Regions from separate parts of the Mus musculus genome. Here regions 1 and 3 are each linked to region 2. Evidence: chromatin contacts called from ENCODE Hi-C or POLR2A ChIA-PET data. All regions are on one chromosome and are shown on one strand. The core of a region is the stretch at or near the end of the contact, and the rest is flanking DNA. Distances in the headings are between cores, read along the strand shown. Region 1 holds the start of Cyth2 (cytohesin 2). Region 2 holds the start of Gys1 (glycogen synthase 1, muscle). Region 3 holds the start of Rpl18 (ribosomal protein L18).

Region 1 (3,233 bases), core at 306-2,805, 380 kb after region 2:
GTCTGCTGTCTAAAGGCTACCTATTGTCTTAACACTTCTAGAACCAGGGATATGAAAACCATGCCAGAGTCATCTTCCCCGCTAACCTTTTTGGGGTCCATGTTGAATTTCTTCCTGCCCATTGCCATCTTCCGGTTCCGCTGCAAGGTCTTACTGCAAAAGCAGGGTGGGGAGCAGCCAAGGGCCGATGCTTGAGCATCCAGGGCCCTGGCTAAGCCCCATGTCCCATGAGTGCCCACAGGCCTCACCTGCCCTCATTGGCCTCCAGACCCTCCACCTCGCTCATAGCTTCACTTAGCTCTTCTCGCAGGCGCTGGATCTCCACCAGCAGCTCCTGCTTGCGCCGCCGGATGTTCTCCAACTCCATGCGCTCCTCTGGAGTCAAGTCTGGGGGCTCTGGGGACCAGGGTCAAGAAATTAGTTCTGGGGGTCAGGACTCCTGCATCCTGAGAAAGGATTTGGGCTGGGGGCCTGGATTCCTGTCCAGAAGAGGAATGGGTACCAGAAGTCTGAGGAGAGGGAGTAAAACTGAGTCCTGAGTTTGTGTCAGAAGTGCCTAGGAATCCCAGCTCATAGGTCTGAGGATGAATTTCTGGGCCAATTACTTGAAAGGCAACCAGTCCCTGGGATTCTGGACCCATCACCACAATTAGAAACTCCTGAGTCTGAATTTTAGATGCTTTATTTGGAAGCCCTGGCTCCTTGGTCCCAACACAGTAGAACAGGATGCTTGGATATTGGAAACATTACTTGGAAGGACACAGGGCCTTGGACTCATGGCTTCATCATCAAAAGGGCTTTGGGGTCCTAGATCTCGGATGCAAATCTTGGAAAGACACCAGGACTCTGGCTTCTGGATCCACCACTGTAGGGATCCTAGCATGAACCTGGGGTGCATTTCTCGTAAGGGGGCCAGATTCTGGCTCCATCATGATGGGAAAGTTGGGGGTCCTGAATCTTGGGTGCATTTCTTGGAAAAGAAACGAGGTTCTGGTTCCGCCATAGCGGACAACGTGGCCTGGATCTGGGGTACACAGTAGAAACAAGCTACGGCAGCAGGACCCTGGGTCAGGGTCGGAAAGGACGGCGTTAAGCCTAGGTCCGCAGGAAGAAAGCCAGGCCGCCGCTCCCGCGGGTGTACGCCCCGCCCCGCTGCGCGCCCCGCCCCGCCCGCCGTCGCCGGAAGCGGGCTCGGCCCAAACAATGGCCCGGGACCCCCGGCTCTCGACCGCGCCGGAAGCCCGTCCCGCGCGCTGAAAGAAGCCTCGCCACTGCCCTGCTGTCCGCGGCGGGGCTCGGGAGCCGCTCCGCCCGCCCGCCCGCCTCGCCCGGCCTACCGTAGACACCGTCCTCCATGGCGGCTAGGAAGGCCCGCGGGGAGTCCGGGGCGGTTCCGCCGGCTGGGCCTGCGTCCGCGTCGGCCCGCGGGCTCGAGTGAGCCCGCTCAAACGCCCCAGGAGCCACCGCCGCCTCCTCAGCGCCCGTCCTCAGCGCCGAAAAGACTCTCCCTTCACGGCCCAACCGCCCGGCCGGTGGGGCCCGCCCCTTGCTTTGACACCACCCAATCTGCTGCGGGTCTCCCAGAATGCTCCGCCCCCTAGCCCCACAGGATCATTTCCAGGACCAATAGGCACACAAGAAGGAGATGCAGGCACGTACAGCTGGCGATAGACTGCTAGCCTGACCAATCGGACTGTGGGTAGTGTGCTCGGTCCCGCCCCCGAAACAAAGGAAAATCCTTGGCAGCTTTATCCTCCAATAAGAAAATTGATAAAGAAGTGACCAGGAGGTGTGGCTTCATGGAGAGGGGAGATTGCGCCTGCGCACAAGCCAGACTAGCGGTACTTAACCCTCCACCCCCCCCCAACAGGCATTCGTTGTTAGGGGGCGGTGCTTTGTTAGTTTTGTTGTCAAGGGCGGGGTCTCAACCTTGGGTTGCAGCTCGAGCCACACCTCCTGGCCCTCCACGCTAGCTTTTGACCGCAGTGGTTGCCAAGCAACTGCGAGCCACACAGGTCGGTCTTTTTGCCTCCTTTCTCAGGGTAATTCTCTGCAGGTCGCTATCTCTGAACCCTTTTCATACCTCTACATGAGACTTTCCTACATACCTCAAATCTCCTCAGAATCAAAGGATGGTAAATAAAAGCATTCTTTCTTCCAAATGTTATGGTATTGGGTACCGTGAATGCGCGGTGACTCTTCCTCCTAAACTCTCCCTCTTAGCTTCCTCTTCCTAAAATCCTGCCTTCCCCAGGCATTCTCCCAAGACACCCCTTTTTCCTCAGAATCTTCTGCCTGGCACTCTGTCAACTCTCCAAGACCCTGTGCTTAAAGTCCTCCTTCCACCCAACCTTTTCAGTTCCCACACTCCTGCCCCCCCCCCTTTTTTTTTTCTTTTCGAGACAGGGTTTCTCTGTCCTGGAATTCACCCTGTAGACCAGGCTGCCCTCGAACTCAGAAGTCCTCCTACTTCTGCCTCCTAAATGCTGGGATTAAAAGGCGTGCGCTACCACTGCTCGGCTCACTGCTCTTCTTAAACTCATTCCTCCACACATTATTCTCCTCTTTACAGGGAAAGCAGTGAGGGGCCTGTGTGATGGGGAACTCCGGCACACTTGTAAATCCCAGGCCCATGATGGGGCTTCCAGGTCTTGTCCTCATTTGTGTCCCTGAGCTGCTCAGGTGGGGGCGGATTCTGGGCCAGGACTTGGGTAAGCCTCTGGATTAGTCACGGAGCCTCCTAATCCCCTCTGTGACCTTTACGACTGGCGTGACCCATGCCTTCTCTTCTGGAGACCCTGGGTACACCAGTTCTACCCAGTTCTCTCTTTTCATTAGAATCCCATGTCCCTGCCTGTTCAGCCCAACCAACTTAGCATCCTTCTCCGCCATGGTCTCCTTTGTTCCCAGTCCCTGCCCTGGACTTGGAGGTGGGAGAGCTGCCAGCTAATTAATCCTGTCCGGTTATTAACTGGGGATTCTGAAGGATAAAGCAAGATGAGAACCAGAGGAGGGCATGGGTGGACTCAGCACTCAGGCAAGCCAGTGCCAGCGATGGTGCTGGCTCCCAGTAGGGAACATGAGTGAGGACACCTCTGCTTTCTGGCAACTCCCCTGAGGCTGGCCCTCAGCCTGCTGAGCACTTAGGCGGCTGCACCAATGGGTAAAGGCCAAGAACAGAGACCCACAATTTCAGAAATACAGGTACCCTGCCAGAGCTCCGGGGCCTTCAT
Region 2 (3,311 bases), core at 240-2,739:
TCGCAGGACACTGGGATGAGACTTTGGAACTGGTCACTGACTACATCAAGAGGCAGACGAAGTTTCCAGAACGCATTGTGGGATGAACCACGACTCTGTCACTCCAGGCTCTGGCTAGTCACTCATTCACAGAGAAATCTGAGTGTCTACATGACTCTTCCATCAGACCCAGGATTCTTTCTGTTGTTGTTTCTCTGTGTAACCCTTGGCTGTCCTGGAACTGGCTCTGTAGACCAGGCTATCCTCAGACTCACAGAGATCCACCTGCCTCTGCCTCCCAAGTGCAGGCTTTCACTACCATGCCTGACATCTAGGATTCTGAATACATTGTTGCCTTCTCTACTAGCTTCTAAAGCCACAATGAAGCTCCTTCCTCAGTGGTCAATACACTTCCTCCACATCCAGGAGTCCAGGTCCAGCCCTCTTCTATTAGGCCCAGGCACCCTCCCTAGCCCTCCTCCTCCTCCAAACCAGGCCTCATCCACTGTGATCGTCCCTCCGATCTAGGGATTCAGGCTCTAGCCTGCCTACCTCAAACACAAAGGTGCACACACCAGCCTGCTTCCCTCAGACCCTGGTATCCTCTCCTCCCAACACTTCCCACAGATCCATGTGTCCTCCCAAGCCCTCCTTGGCGACTTCCTCAGCCCCCTTCCGTCAGATTCATGCATTCTCCTCTGCTCTCTTCCTTTAGACACATGCATTCTCCTCTGTATCCATTGCTCAGACTCGGTGTCCTCAGCATCCTCCCTCTGACTCGGGAGTACTCCCCAGACCTCCTCCGTCAAACCAGGCATCTTCCTTATCACTCCTCCCTCAGATACAAGAGTCCTCTCCAGCTCCCTCCTTCAGACTCTCTAAGAAGGGTCATTGTCGGTCCTCCACATGCACCCAACACTTACCACGGTTGCCATGATGCACACCAACCGCCAATGCCTCAGCGGAAACGGAAATCGGCTAGGAGCGCGGTCTTTATCCTCTCTAGGCTCCCGGTCATCCAGTCATCTCTATGGCCCATAAGATATATAAAATTCCTGTAGGGGGCGTACACTAGGCCGCGCCCAGCCCGCGAGGCTAAATTGGAAAGCCGGTGTTCTGAATCCCGGGTGGGTTCCTGACGTCTCTTGCTCCTCCTCCTCTTACCTAGCCTCCTCCCCCCTCCTTCCCCCCCGCCCTGCAACTGCTAAGTCCGATTGCAAAATTCTGAGCACATTTTGTAGCAACCACACGTCCTCCACGATCCCTTCCCTCTCTGTCCAACCTTCCTCACCAAATTGGGCCTACAGCTGAGATTGACAGCTCTGTTCACCAATCACTTCCATGCTGCGTAGAAACAAGCCCCGCCCCCGCAGCTCCCCAGGAGCCTCTGGCCAAGGAAACTGGATTCTATCCGCCAATAAGTAGACGCAATAGCCCCCGCCCCCCAGCCGCCGACCAATCGTGCTAGACCAGCAGGGTGGGCAGTGCCTCCTGGCGGCCACGAGGCTTCACTGCAGCTGCCCGCCCGATTCAGTGTCTCAGCTCACCCTACCTGAGTCGGAGCGCTCTGGGGCGGGGGTGCGGTCGTGCAATAGGAAGCGGAGCGCCTTGCAAGCTTCCCCTGGGACACCCGCTAACTCTACCGGTCACCAAGTCTGCTGCGTTCCCAGCCGATCTCTCTGGTTTCCAGTTTTGGTGCTCGAAGTCCCCTGCCCGCAGTAGCCATGCCTCTCAGCCGCAGTCTCTCTGTGTCCTCGCTTCCAGGATTGGAAGACTGGGAGGATGAATTCGACCCCGAGAACGCAGTGCTTTTCGAGGTGGCCTGGGAGGTGGCCAACAAGGGTGAGAACGTCAGCGTTGGTCCCTTGACCAAGAAGGGCAGGCGAGGATGGGGCCCCGAAACTCCGTTTCAGACGGGAAAAGAGTTACGTGGAGGAGTCTTGGGTCCTGGGAAAAGCGCCTGTGACTTCTGTGTCCTTGTGAAGGGGCTGGAGTAGGCGTCCTAGGCCCTGGGGGGAAGGGACAAGAGACTACTCTTAAGATGGAAGGAGGCTTCAGGTTCTGCAATCTAGGGAAGAGGGCACTCAGAGAAAGATTCCTGGGTCTTGAAGGGAGGTTTTCGAGGGCCGAGAGACCTGAGATCTAAAAGTGGAAGGAGTTAGTGCATCTAAGCCCAAGGAACACTGGAGCTTTTGGGTCTGTGGTCCAGAGGACGTGACTGTGGAGTTGGGGTGTTCCTAAAGGTTGGGATTCATGGATTTTTCAGGGGGCATAGCGGACCTGAACCAGTGTAAAGCCAAGAGGGGCTTGGAGACTCAAATTCTTAGATACAAGGTGGGAAAGAGTTGGGAACTTGAATGTCGAGTTTGAAGGAGCCCAGGGCCTAAGTCCTGGCTTCCTATGTAGTGAGGTGCCTCCCTCCCTGTGGACTGGGAAAGCTGGAAGTCCTAAGTTGGTCAGGAGCTGGGCCCTAGGATGGGAGGAACCCACCCACAGTATGTATGGGAGATCACTAGCTTCTCGCTCATGAGAAGGCTGGGCTGGGAATCCCAGCAGCTGGGCCTTGTGGATCTGAACATTTCCTTTTCTGGATCCTGGGGAGAAAGAGACTAGGTCTCTCAGCATGTTGGGAGATGGCAGACTCAATGCTGTGTACTACCAGGGTACCAGTTTCAGGTGAGAAGGCTGAGGACCCAGATTCCTAAATCTGAGGTGGGGTCACAGGAGGAGCAGGGCCCAGCAGTCCCTGTGTCCCAGCCCAGGGCTAGCATCGTTAGGGGCCCTGAAGGTGTGGAATAATAAGTCAAGCTTCCCTCAGGTAACTGGGTAGCTGGATAGGGCCATGTACCATTTTTCCCACTGCATCTGAAAGTCAAGAGCTTTAGAGCCTTCCTGCTCCTAATTCTCTAAGAATTAGGAGACTAAAGAGTGCTTCCTGTGTCATGACCAGGAGTCTAACTGGAGCCTGCTCCTCCCTCAGCATCCTGATTTCAGTCCCCTCTCTCCATAAACTCAAGAGGGCTATCCTCAGGTTTGCTTTTCCACGACCCCTACCCTCCAGTCCCAACCTCCCCTGATTCCCAATTATAGGTTCCTGCCCATTTTCTACCCCAATACTACCCACATACATCCCATTACCTGCCAGGTCTCAAAGCTATGGACCAATGGTGGGGTTGTCTGTCCTTTTGCACTTTGGCCCACAGTGGGTGGCATCTACACTGTGCTGCAGACGAAGGCGAAGGTGACAGGGGATGAATGGGGTGACAACTACTATCTGGTGGGACCATACACGGAGCAGGGTGTGAGGACGCAGGTAGAGCTCCTGGAGCCCC
Region 3 (3,539 bases), core at 299-2,798, 280 kb after region 2:
AATTTTGCTACTGTTACAAACTGTAAATATGTGGTATACAGGATAGCTGATATACGACCCTGTGAAAGGGCCCAGACCCACAGGTTGAGAACCTATTCTGTAGCTAGAGCCTTACCTGGTTCCATTGCCCCTTGGATTTAGGTGTCCAGTGGGCACCCAGGCCTCTGCTGTCACAGCAGGGCTTGAGCCCCAAACTGGAGGCCATGTATGTATAGGCGGTTTTCGTAAAGAGTCTTGCTAACTCCCTGTGCAGGGCCAGGTTGGGGTTCTGAAGAGGAGGGCACATTGCAGGCTCAGTATCCCAGAGCCTGCTTCTCTCATCCAGCTGGCCTGTCTTGTACTACCCAAGTTCAGGTACTCCATACCAAAAGAGTGAAGACACTTTCAGGGAAGACACCCTAAAAGGGAGTCTTTTTCATCACTCTCTTTTTCCAAACAAGGAAAAAAAAGCAAAACAGAAAATCACTTACCCAAGATCACAACTTTAAATGGCAGAGCCAGGCCAAGTGTTGAAAGACGGTGATCCCAGCTACTTCGGAGGCTGAAGCAGGAAGAGTGAGTCAAAGCCAGCTGGGGCAACTTTGTGAAACCTTGACTTAAGGGGCGGGGGGGGGGGTGAGTGGGGGACAGAGCTGGCACTAGAACTAGCTTACTAAATGGTGAGGTGCCAACTGTTCAGTTTTGTATCTTTGTCTCTCCTTCTGCCCGGGGTTCCCTCACCATTTTTCCTTCTCACCCTCGGGCCTCCACACCTCCAACCACCGTCATGGTCTCTATTTCAGTCTCTCTGGAGCTTGTTATCTACCCGCTTTCCAAACCGGGAGTTCTGCGTGCCTTCTCTGCACATCAATATGTACATCGAAAATGTTGGGCCAGTTCAACCAGTCTGGTTTAGGAAGGGGGAAAAAAAAAAGGGCTGTCCCTAAGGACGAAAACAAAGGAGAGATCCGAGAAGAGGTCATCTTTAAGGGCAGGGGGAAAAGCTCAACACAAAATATTAAATAATAATAATAATAAGGTATTATGGGTTGAATAGCAGCAAGAAAGTCTCGGGTGAGAGATCTAGTAGGATTTCCTGAACTTCAGTTCTGTTTAGTAAGTTGAGCATAAGGAAAAGGCAGCCGAGAATTTAAGGAAGTGTGAGATGAGCTTTTTCTTCAGGGCGGGATAAGCCTCACCTCCGACACACAGCCCACCGGGTCCTCCGCGAGCCACCGAGAAGCGGTCGGCGTGCGGCCAGAGAGTCACCACGCGACTCGTCCAGCAAGCTCCGATCATGTCTCTGATTCTCCGGTCCCTTTACCCCTGGAGAGTGTTAGAGCAGGGACGGGGAAAGGCCAGAGAGGCTCCGGGTCCCAGCCCTTTCCTCAGGCTGACTTCTCTTTGGTTCTGGAAGCCTCGGTTTACTCGGTCCTCCCACATACCATCGAGAAACCCAAATTGTGGTAGAGCTCCGCGTCGCGCTCATGTGACGTCACCCGTGCACCACAGAGACGCCAGTTCCGGATAGAGTGTCCCGCATTGCGTCACGAGTGCGTCTCGCAGGCCGCTCTTTCCCCGCCCACTCCGGCGCGGTTCCGTCTTTCCGGACCTGGCCGAGCAGGAGGCGCCATCATGGTAAGCTCGCTGAGCGGTCTCCCCGAGTGGCCCATCCGCTGCCATCCTCAGCAAGTCCCGCTCGTAGCGCGACGGAGGGGTGCAGGCGGTGCCAAGGGGAACTGCGGGACAGGCTAGGGCCTTCGATCAGAACTTGCCGGAGCCGGTGGCCGGTCCCGGGAGCCTCCCGAGGCTCGTCGTCTTCCTTACAAAGTTTGGCTCCATGAGCCAGGCTGATTGCAGCTCCCAGTGAGTCCAGTCCGGCCTCGAGCCCACGGCCGCTCCCTCGCACCAATCTTTCGAGTGCTGCGTTTCCAAGCGGGACCGCTGCTCCCAGTGTCCCTGTTTCTTAACTTGCCATTGGGAAGTTGAGTGCTACGATGAGCGGAGCCACTACACGTTGCCGGGTTTGGGGACAAGCGTACGTCAGTCCTTCCCGGAACACTGCTCCTAGTGTGTTTGGTGTGTAGTAATCCTGTCCCTGCCTTGTATGTTGGGAAGACGTTTATGAAGAGCCTTGAAGGTGCAATGAAACCGCTGTTAGTATCAGTAACTACTTCAGGATGCTAACAGCTTGGAAAACGAGTGGGGGATAAAATTAACCCGAGCACTTGGTCTTTCTAGGGTTGATTTGAAGGACGTAGTGTAAGGCTTTGTCACAAACACGTCTCCACGTCTAGAATGTACTGTTGGCTTCTTTTTGACTGTTTTTCAGATTGGGAGCTAGTTTTGAGAACATAAATAAAAGCTAACATCTTTACAGGGATCTGAACTCTCATCCATACTGGGCCCAGAACCAGGGCCTTCACATGCTAAGCAAGAGCTGAGCTCTAAGGGACTCTGAGCCAGCAGCCGCTTGTCTTGTGCAGCTCAGTTTTTACACCGAGACAGTGTTTCAATGAGTTTCTGGACTCTGGGAGGAATGGTCCCAAGCCGAGACAAAAACATCACTTGTGTGTGTTAAGTGAACTTGTCAGGGGTGGGACATGTCTTCTTCCTCTAGTTTGAATCCTTTGAGGTTTGAATTGTCGACTAAGTAGCCTAAAAGTTACAGGTACGAACAGGTATAGATATCATCAAAGATATAGGGCAGTGGTTCTGACAATTGGCTCTATGGTGGTTCACCTCCCTCAGGGTGTTGACATTCGCCACAACAAGGACCGAAAGGTTCGGCGCAAGGAGCCCAAGAGCCAGGACATCTACCTGCGGCTGCTTGTCAAGGTAAGCCCGGGGTGCTACGCCATCTTACAGCTCCCAAAGTGAGTGGGGTGGGGAGAGGGGGGAGCCTGGACACAGTGCCCCAACCCCCCACATCACCAGGAGTTGAGCGGGATGGGAGAGCTGTGGAAGGGTCCTGGCTTGGGGGTGGCGCAGGCAGTCCCATGCTCAATCTTTTCCTTTCCCTTGCAGCTGTACAGGTTTCTGGCCAGACGGACCAACTCCACCTTCAATCAGGTTGTGCTGAAGAGGTTGTTCATGAGCCGAACCAACCGGCCACCTCTGTCCCTGTCCCGCATGGTTAGTAGTCAGCCAGAGGGCGCTTCACATGTTTGGGGGCGGTGGGGTAAGGCCAGCAGAGGATGCGGGCCTCTGTGCTTTGGTCTTTTTCTACCTGGGGATTTCTCTGACCTGGGTCACTTCTGGGGTTGGAAAGAAAGATTTCAACAATCAGTCATAGCTGGCAAGCTCTTGGGGCCCTGTCACTGGGGGGAGGTCGGCCTCAGCCAGTGGAGGTCTTGGCTGTTTGGTCTTCCCGGTGACAGCTTGGCACAGAAAGACTTAACATGCTTGCCCCCATCAGATCCGAAAGATGAAGCTTCCTGGCCGCGAGAACAAGACTGCCGTGGTTGTGGGGACGGTCACAGATGATGTGCGGATTCTGGAAGTTCCCAAGCTGAAGGTAAGTGACCAGCATGGGCCAAAGGGACATGTCTCCAGTCAAT

The links. Hi-C counts contacts between places; a loop is a spot of excess contacts on that map. ChIA-PET counts read pairs that join two places held with the same protein, here RNA polymerase II (POLR2A).
Region 1: a loop to region 2 is called in a map of regulatory T cell, with 2.1 times the contacts of the local background. The contact joins the promoter of Cyth2 here to the promoter of Gys1 in region 2. A Hi-C loop is called at or near these places in 1 of 37 maps with a recorded cell type or tissue (regulatory T cell). POLR2A ChIA-PET finds 5 or more read pairs at or near these places in 1 of 5 experiments (embryonic stem cell).
Region 3: POLR2A ChIA-PET joins it to region 2 with 10 read pairs in embryonic stem cell. The contact joins the promoter of Rpl18 here to the promoter of Gys1 in region 2. POLR2A ChIA-PET finds 5 or more read pairs at or near these places in 4 of 5 experiments (Patski and embryonic stem cell).

Annotation. Positions count from the first base shown.
Region 1 is chr7:45,812,761-45,815,993 of GRCm38, forward strand. It overlaps Cyth2 (cytohesin 2), which reads right to left and starts at 1,556. Exons shown (of 13, transcript NM_011181.3): 1 at 1,338-1,556; 2 at 249-396; 3 at 87-153. The coding sequence starts at 1,356.
Region 2 is chr7:45,433,350-45,436,660 of GRCm38, forward strand. It overlaps Gys1 (glycogen synthase 1, muscle), which reads left to right and starts at 1,490. Exons shown (of 16, transcript NM_030678.3): 1 at 1,490-1,821; 2 at 3,183-3,311. The coding sequence starts at 1,704. It overlaps Ruvbl2 (RuvB-like protein 2), which reads right to left and starts at 1,115. Exons shown (of 15, transcript NM_011304.3): 1 at 903-1,115. The coding sequence starts at 914.
Region 3 is chr7:45,716,523-45,720,061 of GRCm38, forward strand. It overlaps Rpl18 (ribosomal protein L18), which reads left to right and starts at 1,549. Exons shown (of 6, transcript NM_009077.2): 1 at 1,549-1,617; 2 at 2,731-2,817; 3 at 3,007-3,114; 4 at 3,398-3,496. The coding sequence starts at 1,615. It overlaps Sphk2 (sphingosine kinase 2), which reads right to left and starts at 1,480. Exons shown (of 7, transcript NM_203280.3): 1 at 1,179-1,480; 2 at 471-541.